Linked DNA regions of Mus musculus: regions 1 and 3 are each linked to region 2. The links are chromatin loops, found by intact Hi-C in ENCODE. Cell type or tissue: left cerebral cortex. All regions are shown on one strand. Each heading gives the region's core, and the rest is flanking DNA. Links, peaks and the distances in the headings are about the cores only.

Region 1 (7,149 bases), core at 1,851-5,850, 53 kb before region 2:
TTCAATGGATCCATTGGCCCTAAGGAATGAAGACCAAGCTTCTTACACAGAAACGACACGCGTCTCAAATGCTGCCTGCTAGTGTGCATGGCACTGCACTGCACTACTCGAGCTGCTCTGGTGCTTGGAGGCTGTGCTTGTCTGGAAAGCTGTGTTCTGCTTACCTGAGCAGAAATGTTTCTGGGACCATATGAGATGTCACACTACTCTGGCCTCTGCATCCTGGGCCTCCACCTGGTGGGGATGGTTCACCCATCTCTGAGTGTTACCGCCTCAATCTGCTTTATTTCCGTAAAATTAAGTATTGACTTCAACCAACACATCATGAAGTCCTTTCAAAATAGAAATCGAGTCCCTACCTACTGATTCTGCCTTTCGGTTCTTAGCAGGAACTTAACAACGTCATCACTACATAAGGGGTTTGTAACATCACTACAGAAGGAAAAAAAAAAAAAAGACTAAAGGCCTTAACATTGTTCTAACTAGAAACATTATTGTGCTATCAAACATCCATGCAAACACTATAATTTACTTTCTTTGTATGTGGGTGTTTTGCCTGTATATATACCACGTACATGTCTTGTGCCCATGACACCAGAAGAGAGTATCAGATCTGATGGTCCTGGAATTAAAGATGATTGTGAGCCACCATGTGGATGCTTCAAATCAAACCTGGGTCCTCTAAACGAGCAACCAGTATCTCCTATCCATGCAGTTTGCATTCTTTGTGAAGAAACTCGCCTGTAAACGTGTGGGTAAATACCCTTTAGTTCTATGATAGCTAGCTCTCCTGGACACAATCTTTCCTTTTACAAAAGCAGTTGGAAACTATGTGAAAGGAATGAGAGCGGCTAAGAAACAAAACGCAATTGTAACCAGGGACAAAGGAGCACATGCTGAAGGTAATCAGGTTGCTACAGCACTCTGGTCAGAGGTGAGAGCCTCCTTACTTGGGGGCATCACTCAAGCCTTCAGGGGGCCATCAGGCAGACTTAGCAGCTGGCTGACTGAGAAAATTCAGCTGCAGCGTGTATGAGCTGCACACTCCATTTCTAAACACTATGTAAGAAACACTGAAGGCTCGTCCACCACCATTCTATTTCACGTTAACACACTTCCTTGATTAATACCACCTGTAAAAGATAACCAACCGATGGTGAGAGATTAGGAAAACCACATCCCCAAGAAAGGGCTTCTGTCTAGAACTCATAAAGAATCATTACAACTCAATATGTAGAAGACATCTAGCTTTAAGATTAGGTTTGGGGAGACTCGAATGCATTCTTCTCCAATGAGGATAAACAAATAGGCAAAAGGCACATTCAGAGGTGCTCAACATCAGAAGCTAAGGAGAAGAAAAAAAAAACCTGCAAAGCAAAAGCACAGTGACCCAAAACTATGATGACCACAAGGAAAACACAGTCACAAGCATTGGCCAAGATGTGGGAGGAGGGGGATCCATTTGGACGGCTGACGAGAAGGTGACACTGAAGAAAAAAGAGACGTCTGGCCACCCCTCAAAAAGTTAAACATGGAAACACAATGTAACCCCACTACCTTACAGCCAGCTATGCACAGAGAGATAGCATACACGTATCTACACGAAGACTGTATACACATGCACACGGAGTGCATCGGGACTCCAAATGACAAGAAGTAAATCTAAGCATCAACTGCTGAGTGACCGAAATGTGGTGTGTGCCTACGATGCAGCAATAGTGATGACATATACAGGGAATGCTTTGCTTATGAGACCTGCCATAGCATGGAGGAACGATCGAAAATACTAAGTGAAAAAATGCTAGTTTGGTAGACCTATATATTATATGGCTTATGATGTCCAAAATAAGAAAATCTATACAAAAGTAAACTAGTGATGTTAATGAATATGGGGTTTTACAAGTGGTGAAAATGTTCTAAAATGGGGTTGATGGTGATACAAATGTTTCCTCCAAGACTGAAACATCCCATCCTGCAGGGAAGCTACTTAAGCAGAAAGTCCTTGCCTGCCAGAGCAGGCAATAAAGGGAGAGACCCTCTGAGACTAAGCGAGAAGGTTCGCAAGAAGGTTCGAAACTTCCCCGGTGCTGTGACCCTTTAATACAGCTCTCCTCATTTTGCAGCCACACACACCCCACCACAAAATTATTTTCATTGCTATTTTATAACTGTAATTTTGCTACTGTTATGAACTGTACATCTGTGTTTTCTGATGCTCTTAGGTGGTTCCTGTGAAAGGGCCATTTCAACCCCAAAGGGGTTGTAACCCACAGGTTGAGTCTCTGGAAAGGGGGAACAGAACTGCAAAGATTCAAAGATGTCAATCTGCAAAGAAGATTCTTGAAACCAGCTGAGCTGCCTGGGAGTGGCTTAGAGCAGAGTTACTTGCGAAAGACACTCTCGAAGCTGCTCCACTGCCTGCAGGCTATACAGTGTGCTCTAGGCTCCCAGCTTTTGTGAGCTGTCACCCAGGCTGGGGTGGGCCTTGGTGATGCAACAATCTGTGAGTCAATTCTGCTCCAGTAAGTAACCCCTCACCCATATTCCTGTAAGTAACCAAAAAAAAAAAAAGCTCGCTTGTTCATCAAGTTGGATTTGGGGTGGGGTCCCTATCTGGGGTGAGTGTTGTGTCTTCTTAGGAAACGATTTATCACCAACAGATGGCTTTATAACTATGAACACACAAACATCTTTGGGCTGATTTTATGCATGGGTTAATTATATAGCATATGAATTACATCTCAAGGAAGTGATCTGTTTTTTTCTTAAGATACTTTATTTCCAGTAAGAAATTATCTACATTTCACAAAGTAAAATAAAAGTAAATTCTATGATCTCTGGAAGAGAGGGCAGTTGGGGGAGATGAGAGGGAGAAGCCAGAGTGGCCATAAGTTTAGGGTTAAAGGTGGGTCGAGGGTGAGGGGACTTACAAACTTCTACATTCTTTTTAATATCCACAACAATATGATTTGTAAAGTTATAATTATCCAAAATCCCGATTCGGCCAATGTTAACTTCTGGAATGAAAACGTGCTTGCCAGTGTGTTGACTAGCAGCCTGGATAAACAACAGCATAAATCATAGCTACCATTCCAATATGACGGGAGGCCAAGGGAGTGAAAGCACTGGCTAGGCTACTATGTCTGCTGAACTATCAGGAAGCACGCCCTTCTGGCTGCGAGGGAGTTAGAGAGCAGAGAGGAAAGGGTAGCAAGCAACTGTACACAGCAGAAACACTACAACGCAATAAGTGACCAGACACATTAATCCTTTGAAAACATTTGCTGGTGGCTGGGAAGATGTTCAGCAGGTAAGTGCCCTTACTGCTTTTCCAGAGGACCGGAGTTCAGTTCCAAGCCCACACAGCAGGCAGCTCACAGCCATCTGTGACTCCAGCTGCAAGGGAGCCAATGACCTCCACAGGTGTCCACATACATGTTACATACACAGGCCAATAATAACATAATAATAACTCCTTAATATTTTCTTCTGTTCGGATGTGACTCACCAGCAGAGAGAGCTCATGTGTGCCAACAAAGTAAATGCCTTATCAAATAACTATCTAGTTTTATGTGCATACAAGGTTTCCCTGTGTTATTTTTAAACTGGCTTTATTGTCCAAAGACACTACATATTATACAAACCACTGCTGCCATGAAATCACGAATATGTCCTAGAAAGAAACAAAGAATAAATATCTAAAATAGAAGCCGTCAGCACTTAGCTACACGGGCTGGAGGTTCTCCTGGGAACTTCTAAGAGAATTAAGAGAGAAACCACCCGAGGCACGTCATTGATGAGGTCCAGAGAGACATGGGTGTGCAGAGGGACCAGCAGCAGTGGGAGAGATGCTCTGGTGTGCTGTGGGACTCGGGAGGGGAGATGAAGGGTGGCAGTCTGTCACTTCTAGAAGGGAAGCACAAATGAGTTTCACAGGCAGAAGCAGCAATGGAAGCAGAGGCTCCAGCAGCTAGAGGTTCCCAAGCGATTGTAAAATGACCACAAGAGGGCACTAGTGAAACATTCATCCATCCAAGAACGGTCTCAAGCCAGCAACCCAGGCAGCGACTTCACGGGAGTACAGCCTTTCACAAATGTTTAAAAGGCACTGAAGAATTCTGGTCAAAGGAGTACCAGGATCCAATACATAAATGGAAACTAACTCTCAGGAAGTTGCATAAGCAAAGTGAGCAGGGGCTACCACATTCAGCGGGGATGTGACCCTGGTAGGGAACAGAGGAGAGGTAGGAGTGGGGCCCTTGCTGGAGGAAAACAGTAGCCAGCCTGATAACAGAGATGAAGGGAAGGGCTGCTCGATTAGGGAAGCTTCCGGATTCACAGTGGAGTGGCTGGGGAGATAACAGTGCCACCCTGTGGGACACACAGGGCTACTGGGAGGTGGGAGGCTGCATTCACTGTGGGTACATTAACCTCCTCCTTTAACTACACTTTTAATTTTGAGATCATTACAGATTTCTGTGGATACCTCAGTGTGCAATGACTTTTGCCTTGGCATAGTGAGAGGTTCCCAGTATGAAAAACAGGGCAATATTTATGAAGACTGAGCTAGTACTTTTAATTAACCCCTTAGGACATGTTTCCTCTCCCCAGGGACCAGGCCCAGGAGAGAAAGTTTCCAGCAAGACAACAGACTTGTTGGCCAGCTAATGCCTTTGCTGCCCTGTGTACACAACACAGTGGGCCCTACCACAGCAAGAATCTGTCCCCCAAGACGGAGAAGAGACCTCAGGAATGGCGGGAGGGGGGTCCCTCCTGAGGATCTTGGTGGCAGGAGACACAGAGGAGTGTAGCTAGAGAAAGGCAGCTGCTACCAGCCCCCCACCCCAGCAAAGCAGCAGACCTGAGTGTATTCTTACATATGATACTTATAGCTGGTATAGCTCTTATAGCTGGTAGGAGCAGGTTCGATCCCTTGGCCAGCAAAACTAAAACTCTCCTCTCCTCTTTCCTCTGCCAGAATGAAGTTCATGCCATGATCATACTGCTGATGGTAGTTTGTGAAATTTTTCAACAATAAAAATGGCACAGCATTCATTTAACTCCACATACACAGAGACACAAACACACCACACACATACACATACATATATATATATATATATATATATATATATATATATACACACACAAATATGCACACACATATACACGAATATGTACACACACTACACCCACACACAGTGAGAAGCCACTCTAATTCGTCTACTTCTGATCAAACCATAGACAGCTAGGCTTTTTGTGAGGACACAATACAAGACATCTTATCACCAGGTGACCATACAAAATAGCTCCAGACCAAGAAGCTACAAAGCACAGTAACTTCCACATTATACAGAGCAGCCAAAAGATAGTCCTTGTGCCTGCTGTCAACACCCCAGAAGCCCATCCTTAATCTTCCCAGACACCGAGCATGATCTGTCCACCTAGTTAACCTCTGTTCACTTTGCATGCAACACACTCACAACCTCCCTGACACCCTAGTGACTAATAACTGTTTTCTGTACCCACACTCAATGCAATCTGAACTCCAATACAGCAGAGCTGACTCGGGCTTTAGAAAAATTCATTAAAGACAATTGGCTTTGAAGGCTATACGCAGTTTATATAAGATAACTCTATAACTTAAGCCCTTCGCTGTTTTGTTCTCTTTGTTTTAAAGCAGCTTTCTAACCATCACAGAATTAACATTTCACTCAAGCTACAAAAACATCAGCAGTCCACTTTGAGCAGTTAGTGTTTTTTTAAGACCGTATATATTTACCTATTTAAAACACACATACACAGAAAGTGTCGGGTTGATATTAAATTTCCTGGTTTATGTTCTAAGTAATAAATCTTCAAAACAAATGAGCACTCAATTGATAGCCCTTCATCCCTCATCCCACTACATCTCTCCTAGCCTCGGGCACCTGACGTGAGTAGCACAAAGGTCCTGGACTTCAAACGGGCTGTGCACATTTGAGAAAGACAGGCTAGAACTGGAAGTGGTGCTGGACTACAATTCCCAAAGGCCCACTCCTAGTGGCATTTAATAGTGTTTGAGGCTGGCCCCTTGGATTAGATAACCTATCAAAGGTCTCCTCCTTGGAGAAGGAGGATTCTTTCTCTCTCAGCAGCCATTAGCCATCTAGAGTCCTCCATCTAAGGGGTGATGCTTTGTCATATTTCCCGCTCCCATGTTGGCATGCCAACTGATGTTGTTGTGACACTGATCTTCTTTTAAGTAACCATATTTTTGAGATTTTTATGGGTATAGCTTTCTCGTAGCTTGCAGAAGATCCCATCTCACAGCAGACTTTCTGGTCCGCTGGCTCTTACAATCTTTCTGACCCCTCTTCCGTGATTTTAACTGACCCTTAGGTACGGAGGTTGTGTTGTTGACACAGTAGTTGGTGCTAGATACCCTATAACCTGTTGCTTTCTGCATTTTGAGCCGTTGTAGATTTCTGCCATGTTATTTATCGGCTACACAAAGAAGATTCTTTGATGAGGGTAGGAGCTACACGTGTCTGTCTGTGATTATAAAGATAACTGTTTATAACATAACTAGGAATCATACTGTTTTATGAAAGTGACTTGGTTGTTCTGCTCTAAAGCCCACGGGCTCACCAGCTATGGGTAGCTGGCCAGGTTTATAGTACTGCATGAATTCTCCCCTTTCAGGGGGTCTTAAATCCAACTGGACAGCTGTCAGGACGTAAGTGACACTATCGCTGCACCCTTGGGGAGAGCGTGTCTTGTTGGTCATTGTTACGGTTTGTATACTTACACTTCACTTCTTGGATAGGAGTGTTGACTGCTTTTTTTTTTTCCCATGGCAATTTGCAGAGCTCCTTTGGATACAGGAAAAGCTAATCTCAAGGGAGGATGTTTTGCGATCAATTCTACCTAATTCTGCAAAGTTCTTTGTCCAAATAAGTGCTGCCTTTAGCAATAGCATCTTACCTTAGAGTTTTAAGAAGCAACTGAGAGCAATGGCAGTGCTCTATACTGTTTTGGGAGTCCCTTGGACTTCCCTGCAAACAACTCTAAGGGCGATTTCCCACACCTGGCAGTAAAAGTGTGTGTGTGTAAAGTGTGTGTGTGTGTGTGTGTGTGTGTGTGTGTGTGTGTGTGTGTGTGTGTGTA
Region 2 (7,149 bases), core at 2,138-6,137:
ATGAGCAGCCCTGCTCTACAAATCACACAATCCCTCCTAGACCCTGCCCTATACCTAGAAAGCTCACTACTGCCCCAATCCATTTTTCTTATCAATTTGATTTCCTTGGGTGTATTTACTATTCAACTGTCCAGGCCACATGGTCAAGGGGAAACAACTCCTCCTTCCCCCTGGGATCTCATTCCACCTTCACAGTCCTGAGCCTTCATGGCAGAAAACAAGGACACTCCGGGCATTCACCTAGCTAAGCTTTCCCAACACCTCTGATGCCACGTTCGCTCTTTCACTTGCTTGACTCTTTCAATAATATATTACAAGAAATATCTGTGCCCTTGGCATTCCAGGAACCTCACTCAGGGCCAGACATGTCAATGACAGCAAACATAGGCCTCTTTGCTGTCCTCCACAAACTGTCCCACTGGTAGGAAATGGCCAGATAAAAAAACAAATAACTGCAAGCAATACACACACCACAAAGGCCTGAGAAGTTCCCTGGGCTGAGACCAACATGATGACAGACAGACCTGACAGTAATTTTCAAAAGGAAATTGTTGCATGCTGAATCTATGACCAACTCTAATTGAAGTTCCTCACGTAAATTCTATCCAACCACCTTGCAGGAAAGTAGCAGTCTCATTCAACTCTAAAAGGGGAAAAGATGGTTTACAGGGAGAAAACAGGGTGTGTGGACAAAACAGCCAAGATTCAGGCAAACAGAATGGCTCCAGGCCCCACCTGCTAGGTCACAGCTATATGAGAACAGGATGAAATGTTGAGTTTGGAGGAGAAAAGGCAGGCAGGTGACCAGGTAGACAAGAGTTCCAGGAAGGAGAAAAGTCAGCCTAAAGCCAGAAAAGAAGCTCATCAAGTTGGTGAAACTCAGGAGCAGCATCAGATTAGTTAGAAATCCAAACTATCCCAGAGGCACACCAGGCAAGACACACTGGTGAGTACATACTATGGGTAAGGAGATAAGCTGTAGAGGAAGAAGACTCGAGAAAGACCCCTGCTTTTCTGATTCCCCATTTTTAAAGGGGAGGGCAGTCTATGTGCAGATGACAAAGTACTCTACCACCACATTTAATAAAGTCTAAAGGGAGACCAGGGCACTGCAAAGCTCGTGAATGAATTCGATCAACTGATGAGGCAGGTTAACGGATCTTTTCATTCTGTCTCCACAGAGTCCTCCCGAAGGATTCCACTCCGTAGCCTGGGACCCTATTTCCAGAACGCTCTTACCACTTCTTATCAATAAAAACTTCATCGGTAGCAATCAGGCAACTTTGGTTCAGTGAAGAATAGGGATTTTCTTACCCAAACATGAGGAAAATTATAAAGTTTTACCTTGTTTTTCCTGACGAGCACAACTAAACTAGTTAACAAGAGAGGCGTGATCCAAATTTGCCAACCACTAAGATGCTCAACCATAATTCAAACTCACCACGGTCAAACCGGAAGCCTGGACTTCCTCCATTCAATCAATACTTTATCTCAATGTGGTGGTACAGGTCTAGGATCTCAGGACTTTAGAAATGGAAGCAAGATCTTGAGTTCAACATCAGCTTGGGTAGATCAGTGTGACCGTTCTCAAACAAATCACCACAGCTCTCTGATGGATAATGGTATAGATTTGGCCTCCTTCAAATATGTGTAATTATATATCTTGTGTTTGCATATAATAACATATATGTGTGGGGGGGTGATGTCTTATACAATCATATTCATATTGCAGTAAACTGCAAAAAATCAAGACTGTCCAGAAAACACAATACAGTTTATCTACAGTTAATAAAAGGATCAAATTACTGGTTGTACAAGGACAGGGTGGAAATTTGAGGGAGTAGTATAATACATAAATAACTGAAGCTTAGGAATCTGCTCGCCACCAACCAAAAAAACAGCCGAGCACCTGTTCCATATTGTACCCAAATTTGACTACAGCCACATATAACTCTCTCCTCAAGAGAGATAGAATATCGGTCGCCTGGGGGGAAGTGAATCCGAGGAGCAGCAGCAGCAGCACAAGTCACCGGGACACAGTGCAGGGCTGAAGGAGGGCTGCGCTGATAACCCAGTGTGTGCTTATTCACCACACACTTCAGATAAAGCAAGCGCTTCTGAGCTGCAATCACCCTATCTCCTCAAATCAAAGTAGGAAAAAAGTACCCTCTACAGGCACTTCTTCCAGCTTTAGATTTCTAGAAAGTGACCCAATGTCCAAAATTATTCTTTCCAGGATCCAAGTCCTGAAGTGACTGTCATATGTAAAAATAAATGCTAAATAAACAAGCACACATGCTAATCCAAGCCACCAACCCGAAGCTACGTCACTCTCCAGAAAGACCTAGTGAGGCACTAATTATAAGATGAGAAAAGTTAAGAAACGAATGTCCCTATCCCTGCCAAAACTTTTAAAATCACCTTTCTTTACACTTGGTCTTTAGAGTCTCTCTTCTTTCCAGACCTTAGGAGCTGCATAAGCACATGCTGCCCACCTGTAAACTTCCCAGCCATCTTCAATCGACTTCCCTGACCCTCAAACTCAATGGGAGAAGGCCAAAAGGAATTGCTCGTGATGATTTCTCAGACACATTATTAGCCAGTCTGGGCTGAGCCTCTACTAAAGAGACGGATACATTTATCAAAATAGAAGCCTGAAAGAACTCTGACTTGCAAAGTCCTCTTGTGAAATCAGGGGACACGCAAACTTTTATAGACTTTCCAGGCTCACGGGAAGACTAGAATACATGGCAGTTTCATGCTTAACTATAGAAAAGAGAAGATGGGTGGGCTGTAGCTGGCAAAGTCTCAAAGGACAGCTGGGGAGCAGGGGAACCAAAAAAGAGAAGATAGGCAAGTCTCTGGGCAAATTGTATAGCCAAGGGCGATCATTATTATGGCTGGAGAGTTGTTACATAATTACTTTTTAACTCCTGACACATACCTACATAGCTTACAATAACCACTGAAGCTACTGTATGTGCAACAGCCAAGGTTTCTCCATTTAATTTCATTCAAAGAAAATAAGTAATCTGGAAGCTATTCCTTTCTAAGATAACTTGTCTGCTTTTACACATACAAAACAGCCTCCGGGAAAGCCAATTTGTCTCTCTAGAAACAAAATTCGGTGTTTCTCTTCAATATTGTTTTCTTAAATTTTTTTTAAAGGCGAGAGATACAGAGGTACATTCACCGAGCCAAATATATGATCACCTCGCTAAAAAACGACTTCCATTCCAAAGTGGAGGATGTGATAAGGGTCCCTCCCCCATCCGTACCCATACCGCTGGCGCAAAACGCAAGACCACAGTGTCCGATGTACTGCATTCCAGCATTTGTCAAAAAGTTTACGAGGATTTATCGAAGCGACGGAGTAAAAAACAATAAAACAAGCAAAAACGGAGGAAAGCGAGCAAGAAGATGCTAGCGAGGTAGAAGCGGTAAAGCGCCCAGCGGCGCAGTGCAAGGCCCGACAACCGGGAAGCGACCCAGCCCCCCGCAGAGCGATCGCCCAGCGGAGCGCGGGGGTTGGCAGGCTCCGGGTCTCAGTAGCTCAGGGTCCCTGATACCCTAACCCGGGCCCCGCCTCCGATCCCCTCCCCAGCCCTTCCCCCGCAGCGCCGGGGACGCCCGCCGGGCCAGCTTGGCCCCGGGTCAGCGCTGCGGAGCGCCGCACAACCGCGGAGGCCGCCGGCGCCCTTACCTCCTTCTGCTTAGGGTCCTGCGGGTAGACGTCGGGCGGCCCGAGCCGCGGGCGCTTCAGCGGTCTCTGCTCATAGCTGAGAAGCCCGAAGGCGGCCATGATCTCTCATGTTAACCGGCGAAATGAATGAGAGTTGGAGCTGGAGCTGGAGCAGCCGCCTCTGAGCACCAGGGAGCAGCACTTTGCAGACAGACTCCCTCTTCCCTCCACTCTGGCTCGCCGTGGCGCTGCAGGCAGGAGAAAAAGCAGGTTGGAGACGGCCGCTGCCCGCGCGCAGACGCGCTCAGGGGGGCCGCCTTCGTGGGCACCCCGCTGCGCCGAGCCCCGGGACGCCTGCTCCGCGGGCGGCGGCGGCGGCGCCCGGGCTGGAGGTCGGCCAGGGTCCGCCGCGGCCACGGCCTCCCGCCACCCCCACTCGGTCCCCAGGGGGAGGAGCAGATGATGGGAACGTGTGACTTTCTTCACCAATGAACCCAAACCCACCCAGAGGGGCCCAGGCTGGGGTGGGGGAGGGGCATAAAGGGGGAAAAAACTTTTCTTGGCGCCTAGGCGGGAGGCTCGGTGCCCGCCGAGAGCTAGGCGTCCTCGGGCACGCGAGGTGCTGCGCAGCGGCCCGCGCCCACTTCCTGGCTCGCCATGCCCGGCGCTCGCAGCTTTGCACTCGGAGGACCCGCCGCCCGGGCACGGAACCGCGGACGCGGAGGGAGAGAGGCCGCGAGAGGCGAGGATGCGGACGCCGAGCGAGGCCGGTGCCTCCGGGTTCAGCCAGTGCACGAGCTGCGCGGGTCCCCTCGGCGGCGCCGGGGCGCTTTGCTGGCTGCCGGCTGCAGCGGCCGCGGCGGCTGGAGGGGGCCGCGCTCGCTGTGGCGCGGGGCCGACTTAACCCTTTGCTGGCCCTCCCGGGGCTGGGGAGGGGGTGAGCAGAGGTGGCCGCGAGCACCGACGGACACATCGGGAGCACGGGCGACTGGGCTCCCCGGGCCACCCCTAGACGTCGCGCGCCCTGATCCCCACCCCCAACAGTTTACCTGTTGGTCCCTAGCTAGCGGCTAGGCAGGGGCGGGCAGCCGGGACGCCCTGGCGGCCGCAGCCTCCATCGCTCCGTTAGGGTTGGGGAATTGGATTTGACGTTGCGAGGTGTCTGGCTCGCCAGACTGCGGACGCCGCGAAGTTTGCGGCTGCCTGGGGGCGTCGCTCGCTGTCGCCAGCGTTCTCGCCCCCACGGCCCGGGAGCGCGAGCTCCCGAGTTGGCGGACGGCGGCGCGGCGGCCGCACTGAGCATGCCCAGCTTGGCGGCCGGACCGCGGAGGAGTTGGCTGCGAGCGCCTCGAGCGCTCCCATCTGCCTCTCCGGGTTTTCGCAGCCGCAGAGCGCGCATTCCACGGGCCCTGCGCCCCAGCTGGCTGCAGGGTTAACCCGGCTATGGAACCAGCCCCAGGAGGGACCCCGGGCCTCGAGCTGCGCCCTCCGCCTCGACCCCTCCTGGGGTCGCCATCCCGGCAGCCTAGGCGAAACCTCACCTGCTCGCATCACAGGGATGGGAACCGCGGGGAGGGGGCGATCCTTTCGGGGGATCTGGTCAATCCACCTGCCGGCGCCCCTCGCTTGCTCCAGGTAGACACACAGATGCGGGGCCAAGAGCCGTGAGCATTGAGACCTAGCCTCGGAGGCGGGCCCAGCGTGTCCTAAGGGACCCTGCAGGAGGCGCGCCCAGGAGAACGCGCCAGCACTTGGCCAAGAATGATGGCTGCCATTTATCGAGTCCTCCTTTGGTTGTATGAGCTTGATGGTCTGAATTTGCTTCTAGCAACAAACCCTTCCACGGTTTTACTTCACCTTCTTTATAAATGAGGAAATTGTGTCAGCTCGGAGAGGCTAGATGACTTGTTCAAAGCTGCAAAAGCTAATGGGAATTTGAACCTACCACGGCTGCAGCTCAGGTTTCTGACCTCACCCCTCTGCTTTGATTGGGAAGGGCTGTGTGCTTGATCTGCCCTTGGCCTGATTGTATCACATTCTCCATAACTTGAGGAATGTCTTGGACGCCTAGTTCCCAGCTCTGGAGAGCATGTACACAGAATAACCTGCAGCCTTTCTATAGTACCTGGTTCATGGTGATGATATGTGAATGTCTACTCGCTTTGCTGCCTTTAAAGCACCCAAGGGAAGGAAGAAAGAAGTGGATAAGGCGATGGCATTGTAAAAGACTAGTTCTTCATTGTTTACCCTCTGAACAAAAGTACCTCCAACCTAGCCTAACACTTAAATGGAGCTGTATGAGGCTAAATCCATTACTCAGTCTGAGCTAGGCCTCCTACAGTATACTTGCCTTTACCAAGAGGTGCTTCCTTCCACTGCCCAGCTTGCCATGAGCATTTCTCTTCTAATACCCTATATATAATAACTTCATGGTGAGGTTTGCCCTGTGTTATAGCAGCTATCAAATCCAGTTCCTTTGCTTCAAAGAAAATACAGTTTTTATTCATATCTAACTTTATTAGGAGATTTATCAAGCATACCAAAAAGTGAAGAAAGTATATAATAAATCCCCGAGTATTTATCATCTTTAATACTGTTTAACCATTTTTATTCCAGGTATTCCCCCAATTCTCAATGGACTAATGTACCCGCTAATTCAGTAAGGACAGTTTTCATTATTGAACACAGCATGGCACTTGGCACATCTCAAAAAAGTTTTGAATTGTGGGATGGATAGTAGGTGGTTGGCTGGGTAAATGGACTTAGGCGGTCATCACAAGTAATTCTTTACAGGTACTATATTATGCCACTCAATCTGATGCCCATAGTTTGGTGAGAGACATGTTCAAAGTTTTCTCAGAGATAACTGTCTTACTCTGTTCGATTTTTGACCACGGCCACTTTTATAAAAGAAAACCTTTATTTGACCTACCTTACATTCAGAGATTTAACCCATTATTGTCATGGCAGGAAGCATGGCAGCAAACAGCAGACATGGGGCTGGAAATGTAGCTTGGACGTCTATATCCCAACTGGGAGGCAGCAGGAAAAGACAGACACTGGGTCTGGCTTGAGAAGTTGAAATCCCAAAACCTACCGCCCTCAGGAACACACTTCCTCCAACAAAGCCATACCTGCTCCAGCAAGGCCATGCCTACTCCAACAAGGCCACGCCCACTCCAACCAGCCCTTGCTTCCTTATCTCTCTCCAGTAGGGTCATTCCCTAATGACTAAGAGTTCAAAAATTTGAGCCCAGGGGGCAGGGGAGGGGGAGGGCATTCCTATTCAAACCACCACAATAAACAAGGCGAAATAACCCAGCGAAACATTTTGCACAGGTCTCCTTTGCCTGTGTAACCTCTATGCAGACATTTCGTAGCCAATCTTCTCTCCTTGCCAATCGTGGATATGCTGTGCAAATCACAGGCCACCTTAAAAAGTTCTCCAAGTTCTTCCAAGTTACAAA
Region 3 (7,149 bases), core at 1,451-5,450, 310 kb after region 2:
TTAGTAACCAAATTCACTTAGTGAAGAATTATTTTTCCTGGGTTTTTTGTTTGCTTTTGTTTTAGGGTCTTTTCTTTTTCTTTTCTTTTCTTTTCTTTTCTTTTCTTTTCTTTTTCAGCAGCCTCTGAAACCATACTTCATTTTGAAATATCAGAACCTGCTAGAACTTGTCAGTATGGCCAAAGCAAAGACCCCACTTCTGCAGCAAACATTCTCAAACTCTGGAAATGGGGAGTCTCTGACAGAGGACAGAGGTCAGAGAGACAAGGGAATGCAGTCTGTCATAAATTCCAACTGCTAGGGTTCTAACTTGAATATATATATATATATTCTCTCCAATAAAGGTGAGACCGTGGGTGCTTTTATTTCCTACCATTTTTTGTGTGTGCCCAACAGAGGTGAACAATGAATAAACAGAATACTTTCCTGTTCAGACCAGCTAAGAATGAATGACGACTGCCTACACAGGGCAGCACTTCATTATGGTCTCTGGAGCTGATTTCTTTTTATGGTGAGTGAGCTAATCACCTCATCTTAGCAAAGTAGGAGTCAGATAAGATACGAGCTCTGGAGCAGGTTCCAGCCATCTTGGCTCTGTGAATCTGAGCAAACCAAACTCCCTATGCCTCTGTTTCCTCGACTATAACCATAGTATCCACCCTATGACGTGCCTGGAAATCTAAAAACCCATTTTACCCATATAGTGGGTGCTCAATAAATACTATTTTATAGTCCCCATAGCACCAATCTAGAAGTTCAAGTTCAGTATATTACAGGGCTTTAAAAAAAAAAAAAAAGGCCACAGTGAGCTGGTCAGTGGTGGCACACCCCTTTCATCCCAGCACTTGGGAGGCAGAGGCAGGCAGATTTCTGAGTTCGAGGCCAGCCTGGTCTACTGAGTGAGTTCTTGGACAGCCAGGGCTACACAGAGAAACCCTGTCTTGAAAAAACAAAAACAAAACCCAAGGTGAATCGGAGGCAGATGCCTTATTCCTTTGTTAGCTGTCCATATACTAGTTTCATACATAGCTAGTGTATGTAACACTCCCACTACACACACCAAGTGCCAGTCCATCTGTAATACATCCTCTGTGTGCATCCACTTTTCACAGTCTTTCCACCCCCCAAACCCCCACTGTATTCTTTTCCCTTTTCGAATTACTAGGAATTGAACCTAAGACCTTGCATAAGCCAGACAAACACCATGCCACTAAGCTACACCCCTAGCCTTTCTTTTCAACTGTAGACAGTATCACTAAGTTGTTCATGCCGGCCTTGAAGTCACTTTGTAACTCAGGTAGCCTTTGAGTTTAGCATCCTTCTCACTCAGCACCCCTAAGGAGCTGAGTTTATAGGCCTGCAGTCTGGACATTTCCCAAACCTCGGAGATCCTTTGCCCTGCCTGAGCGGTTTACCACTCCTGCTTCTGTCCTAGAATTTAAATGAGTAAGAACTCTTCTCAGGACAGTGGCTGGCATACACAAAGGGAATATTTGCAGGGTGATTAGGTGGCATGTATCACTAAGTTTTTCTCTACAACTTTAGATAACCCAGTTACTCATGAAGTCTTTCTAGATTACAAAATTTAACTTTGTTTTTTTTTCTTTGAGCAGATTCTATTCATTGACTCTAATAATAAATATTCACTGTTATTTTTAAACTACGGCTATCATTTACAAGGTGGCTATGATGGATGAGGTTCTACAAGAATGGCACAGAGAAACTCAAATTGTTTAAATTCACTTTTACAGAGTAGGAGACTGGAGCCAGGAAGGTGGCTCAGGAGGGTAGTGGTGCCTGCATCAAGCCTGCCAACTTGAGAAAGTCGACTCCCACAAACCTGTCCTCTGACCTCCACGTGTGCACACAAGACAGTCACAAACTAAGTCAGGATATTAAAAAGAATTTCGCTCGAAGTCACAGGGCACTATTTTACCCTATCCTGACTAATCTCTGTTTTCCTACAAAGAGTATCAATACTAGCTTTTTCCAATTCCAGTGTCATCAGTTCAGGCATAAAACGCTTGCCATAGCAATTGTGTGCAGGGTATGTCCATTATACGGTTCACTCCAAACTCTCAGGCGCTCTCTAATTCTGGGGTTCTGAATGGTGAAGAGTACCTGGAAATAAGTTTTACTGAGACTAGGGGAACCCTCGGAGAGTTCTCTTATTGCTAGACCGGAAGGTAGGCTGTAGATGTCCCCTGTCCCACCCCCACCACACTTAAGGTTTATTTTTATTTATGGGCATGTGTGTATATAATGTGTACTGGTACCAAATGGTATCAGATCCCCTGGAGCTGGGGTTACAGGCAGTTGTGGGTGCTGGGGACCAAAGTCTGGTCCTCTAAGAGTAGTATGTTGAGGCGTCCCTCCAGCTCCCGTGGGTGCCTTTTACACCTCTAAGATGGGGATCTTAGAGACTTTCCATATGTCGGGTGTACAAAGACAACTCAGGAAGAATCCAGCACCAATCCTGTCAAGCTGAGGGTTGGTAAGGGGTAGGTTGACCTCACCCATTTCCTTCTTCCCAAAGCCCCAGGTAAGTAAGCTAAAAGCCTAAGGTTTGGACCAGGACTAGACGTTAAGGACTCAGGCACCAGAGGGTCTCCTGTCATTTGGGGCCTCACAAACCCAACCCACGTGTATGGTATTCCTTGGAGGTTTTAATTCTCCATCGAGTCAGAGTTGTCAAAGAGGTTCAGGTTCTCTCAATCAGAGGCGGCCAATTCCAAGAAGCTTTCGCCAGTGGGCTTTCGAAGGAAAACCTAGCGTTAAGGTCCCAACCACTGAAGAGCCCACCCTCGTACCTAACTGCCGGGCCACACCCGAGGCCTTCGCGCGGCTCCCGCCCGACTCCGGGTCCCGCCCCCGCGTGTCAAGCTACCGGCCGAGTAGCCTGATCGCCAGCTGCTCCAGCGCGTCAATGGCTAAAAGAAACGTGGGATTCCGAGCCCCGCCCCCCGCCCCGCCCAGCCCCGCCCCGCCCCCGGCGCACTCGCGCGCCCTCCACGCCCACGCCGGGCCAGCAGTTGCCCTTCTAGCTGGAGTCGGTGCGGGTCGGCGTAGGTCCCCTGGGAAGGGTCGGGAGACTCGGGCTACGTCCTTTCCCTGGGCTGCCGGCTTCCACTGTCGCAGAGAAGCGACCCCACGCGGCGGCGATCGACTCATTCAAGGGCTCCCAGCGAGGAAACCGCTCGGGCGCTGCCAGCTGGGTCGGGCGGAGCTGCGCGGGCCGCAGGGTGGCTCTGCCAGTCCCTGAGTGCCGGGTCGGCCGCACACGTGTCTTAGCGTCACGTCCGCGCGCGCCCCCGGGGCTTGCGTCAGCTGCCGCTCCTGAAGCGAGTGGGCCAGGGCTCTGCGCACCAGAACGCCGCCGGAGGAGGGCACCGCACGGCCGCGAGCCCCGAGAGCGACGACCATCCGGGTGCCGCCGAGAGGATCGGCGCGGTCCGGTCCCCGCCCTCCCGGTGCCGGTCGGGTCCGCGCTGGGTCCCCCGGGCTGGGCGCCGTGGCGTTGCCCCGGAGCCCGCCACCCGCGGGGCGCGCACCGCCTTAACCCGGGCGGCCCCGCGGCAGGCAGACGCCCGCAGGTCCATGGTGGGCTCGGAGCGCGATGAGCCGCCCGTCCTCCACCGGCCCCAGCGCTAACAAACCCTGCAGCAAGCAGCCGCCGCCGCCTCAGACCCCGCACGCCCCGTCCCCGGCTGCGCCCCCGGCCGCCGCCACCATCTCGGCAGCGGGCCCCGGCTCGTCCGCGGTGCCCGCCGCGGCAGCGGTGATCTCAGGCCCCGGAGCCGGCGGCGGGGCCGACCCGGTGTCCCCGCAGCACCACGAGCTGACCTCGCTCTTCGAGTGCCCGGTCTGCTTTGACTATGTCCTGCCCCCCATTCTGCAGTGCCAGGCCGGGCACCTGGTGTGTAACCAATGCCGCCAGAAGTTAAGCTGCTGCCCGACGTGCAGGGGCGCCCTAACGCCCAGCATCAGGAACCTGGCTATGGAGAAGGTCGCCTCGGCAGTTCTGTTTCCCTGTAAGGTAAGTCCAGCCACCATCCGCAGATCTGCCAAGGAACCTTCCAGAGTTCCGGTGCCCTCCAGCGCACTTGAAGGCCCTAAGAGGCGAATGGCATTTCACTGTTTCCATCTGTCTGTCTGTCTTTCTCCTCTCCTCTCTCTCTCTCTCTCTCTCTCTCTCTCTCTCTGTCTGTCTCTCTCTCTCTCCTCCCTCTCTCTCTCTCTCTCTCTCTCTCTCTCTCTCTCTCTCTCTCTCTCTCTCTCTCTCTCTCTCTCTCTCTCTCTGGCGCACTCTCTCTGTCTCCGGTGTGTACGTGTGTGTACCTTGTCTATTGTTTCCAGGCCAACCTGTCCATTTTGGGAACTAGCAACTAGGGTTGACGTTTGCCGGAGCACTGACTGTAGATAAGTTGGCACTTGATGACGGTTTAGAAGCATCCCAGCTCTCCCAGCCAAGTGCCGCCGCGTCCACCGCAGGGGTGTGCTCTATAAAGCCTGGGCAGCTTAATGTGAACAGGGAAGCTGGCAGTGGAGATTGTGGAGGAAGGAAGCGGACGGTTTCCAGCGCTGAGCTTGGCGAGAACGGTCCTGGATTCCTCCTGGACCCAGTGCCCAAGATCTGGAGCACTTGAGAGAGCGCTTTGTAAGGGGAAGCGGATACTGCCTGCTTAGCACGGGAGCCCAGAAAACCCAGCAAGCCACGCCTTCTCTCAGCTTCCCAGACTTGCGGAGGACTCAGAAGTTGTAGCTGCTGTTTGGTTTTTGTTTTGGTTTGTTTGTTTGACTAACTGCGATGAACTCGAGTCCACAAGGACTCAACGCAGACACTTAAGAGCGTTATTAGTTCTCTCTCCAGTGACAGCATTTTATTTAGTTGCCTGTGCTGGGGGGTGGGGTGGGGTGGGCAAACCACAAGTCAAAGTCCGAGCTCTCATTCCCATGGCTCCAATGGTTTGTTTAGGACCTGTGTTTACATCCTCACGGCTAAATTAATGGAATCATGCATGTCTATATCTGAAAGCTTCTTTTTTTTAATACTCACAGAGATAGTGTTTTTTTTTTCCTCTGCCAACCAGGTTTACTAATAATATCCTCACCTGAAACTTGACTTGATCTCCTGTATTTTAAATGACTGATAGCATTACATTGTGTGGTTCTGCTATAACATCCTGTTGCCAACACTGAAACCCTTACAAAACTCCCCACAGTCTCATTTATATGCCTCTTTCTAACCTAGACCTCTGTCAAGGAGTTCATTTTCTGAACTTATAGGTGGGAATAATGTTAATATTTCTGAGATTTTTTTTAATGAAAGTAATTGTTCTACCTGAGACTGTTTTGTCTTGCCTATCTCCTTAGTGATTAATTTTTAGGGCAAGAGCTGTTTTAAATTAAAAATAGCTCACTGGAAATTTTCGTTTTAGGCTTCATAGTCAAGTCAGTAAAATGAGTGAGTTACTTTGGCCTTCTGCCCAGCTACAAACCCAATTAAAATAGCTTATTCAAATAAGGGTTTAGGCTATAGGGTCAGCTTATTAACTTGCTTGCCTTTAGCCCCACCCCAGGTCCTGCTTACTAATTCACTCAACTCAGGTGCTGCATCTGGGCAATTCGGATAAAATAGTTTCATGCCGCCCCCTTTTATTGGAAGCAGATTTTCCCCCTCCTATAATACAACCTGATTATAATTTCCCCTCCCTCTGCTCCTCCCAGTTCCTTCCCACCTCCCCTTGCATTCTGATCCCCCTTTCTGTCTCTCATTAGAAAAGAATAAGCTTCTAAGGAATGGTAACGATAAGGAAAGGAGCCAGAGAAGGCACAGCCAGAGACCCACTTGTTCTCCCATTCTGGAAGCCGTAATATACACCCAGAGGACCCTGTGCATGCTGTGTGTCAGCATCTGTCCTCCATCACTGTGCCTCGCTCAGGATAAACTCTTTCTAATTCTATTTACCTGCAAATGGCATTCTTCTTAATGACTGAGTAATACTCACTGTGTAAACCGTTCCACACGTTCTCTATCCATTCTTCTTTAGGGAGACATCTAGGAATTATGAACATGTCTGAACGAGTGTCACTGCGGTAGGAGGAAGCACCCTTTGGATATGTGCCCAAGAGTGGTAGAGCTGAGTCTTGAGGTAGATCCCCATCTTCCTGAGGAACCACCACACTGATTACCACTGCGGCTGTGTGAATTCACACTCCTCCCAACAGTGCATGGGTGCTCCTCTTATTCCACATCCTCACCGGCATGAGGCTGTCTCTTGTGTTACTGAACTCAGCCATTCTGACAGGCAGAAAATAGAATCTCAAAGTCATTTTGATTTATATTCCCCTGATGGCTAAGGATGCCAAACATTTCTTAAGGTGTTTCTCTGCCACTTTACGTTTCCCCCGTTGAGAATTCTCTGTTTAGATCTGTATCCCATTTTGAAAAATTGGATTATTTGGTTTGTTGACACCTAGTGTGTTGAATTCTTTATATGGTTTAGGTATTAGCCCTCTGTCAGGCGTGGAGTTGGTGAAAATCTTTCCCAGTTCTATCGTCTGCATTTTGTCTGAATGACGGTGTCCTTTGCCTTACAGAAGCTTTTCAGATCCATGGGTTGATCTTAGTACCCATGCTAACAGTGTTCTGTTTAGAAATTCCTTTCCTGTGCCAATGAGCTCAAGGCTATTCCCCACTTTCTCTTCTATCAGATTCAGTGTATCTGGTTTCATGTTGAGGTCTTTGACCCATCTAGAGTTGAGCTTTGTGGGGTGATGAGTATTGGAGTCTTATGCATACAGGTATCCGGTTGGACCAGCACCATTTGCTGAAGATGCATCCTTTTTTCTAGTGTGTACTTCTGGTTTCTTTATAAAAAATTAAATGTCCATAGGTCTGTGTTTGCATCTGGGTTTTCAGTTTCATCCATTGATCAGTCTCTGGTTTTGTGCCAACGCCATGTGGTTTGTATTAGATAGCTCTGTAGTACAACTTGGAATTGGGAATGATGAAACCTCCAGCAGTTCTTTTATTGTCCAGGATTGTTTTAGCTTTCTTGGGTTTATTTGTGTTTCAATACGAAGCTGAGAATTGTCCTTTTAAGATCTGTGAATAATTGGAATATGTATGGAAATTGCATTAAATCT

Evidence for each region. A loop is a pair of places that touch in the nucleus more often than their neighbours do. Peaks named below come from ENCODE experiments on the same cell type or tissue, not always from the same donor. Only the 100,000 strongest peaks of a DNase experiment are listed, where the experiment ranks them.
Region 1: it touches region 2 in a loop (4-fold over the local background); 5 of 42 quality-filtered maps call a loop at or near these places.
Region 3: it touches region 2 in a loop (2.7-fold over the local background); 2 of 42 quality-filtered maps call a loop at or near these places.

Annotation. Positions count from the first base shown.
Region 1 is chr3:59,056,295-59,063,443 of GRCm38, reverse strand. All of the region lies in intron 4 of Med12l (mediator complex subunit 12-like), which reads right to left. Among named protein-coding and RNA genes, the nearest start is that of Gpr171, 42 kb to the left of the region's middle. In left cerebral cortex, for the core only: a CTCF peak has its summit at 4,005 (motif pointing right); a DNase peak (open chromatin) is centred at 4,013.
Region 2 is chr3:59,003,655-59,010,803 of GRCm38, reverse strand. It overlaps Med12l (mediator complex subunit 12-like), which reads right to left and starts at 3,826. Exons shown (of 44, transcript NM_177855.3): 1 at 3,704-3,826. The coding sequence starts at 3,802. In left cerebral cortex, for the core only: CTCF peaks have their summits at 3,876 (motif pointing right) and 4,792; DNase peaks (open chromatin) are centred at 3,328, 3,454, 3,906, 4,981 and 1 more place; H3K4me3 peaks cover 3,275 bases; H3K27ac peaks cover 2,496 bases.
Region 3 is chr3:58,688,283-58,695,431 of GRCm38, reverse strand. It overlaps Siah2 (siah E3 ubiquitin protein ligase 2), which reads left to right and starts at 3,044. Exons shown (of 2, transcript NM_009174.3): 1 at 3,044-4,036. The coding sequence starts at 3,617. It overlaps 4930593A02Rik (RIKEN cDNA 4930593A02 gene), which reads right to left and starts at 2,843. Exons shown (of 9, transcript NR_045167.1): 1 at 2,811-2,843. In left cerebral cortex, for the core only: CTCF peaks have their summits at 3,180 and 3,945; DNase peaks (open chromatin) are centred at 2,466, 3,258, 3,974, 4,561 and 2 more places; H3K4me3 peaks cover 3,079 bases; H3K27ac peaks cover 2,268 bases.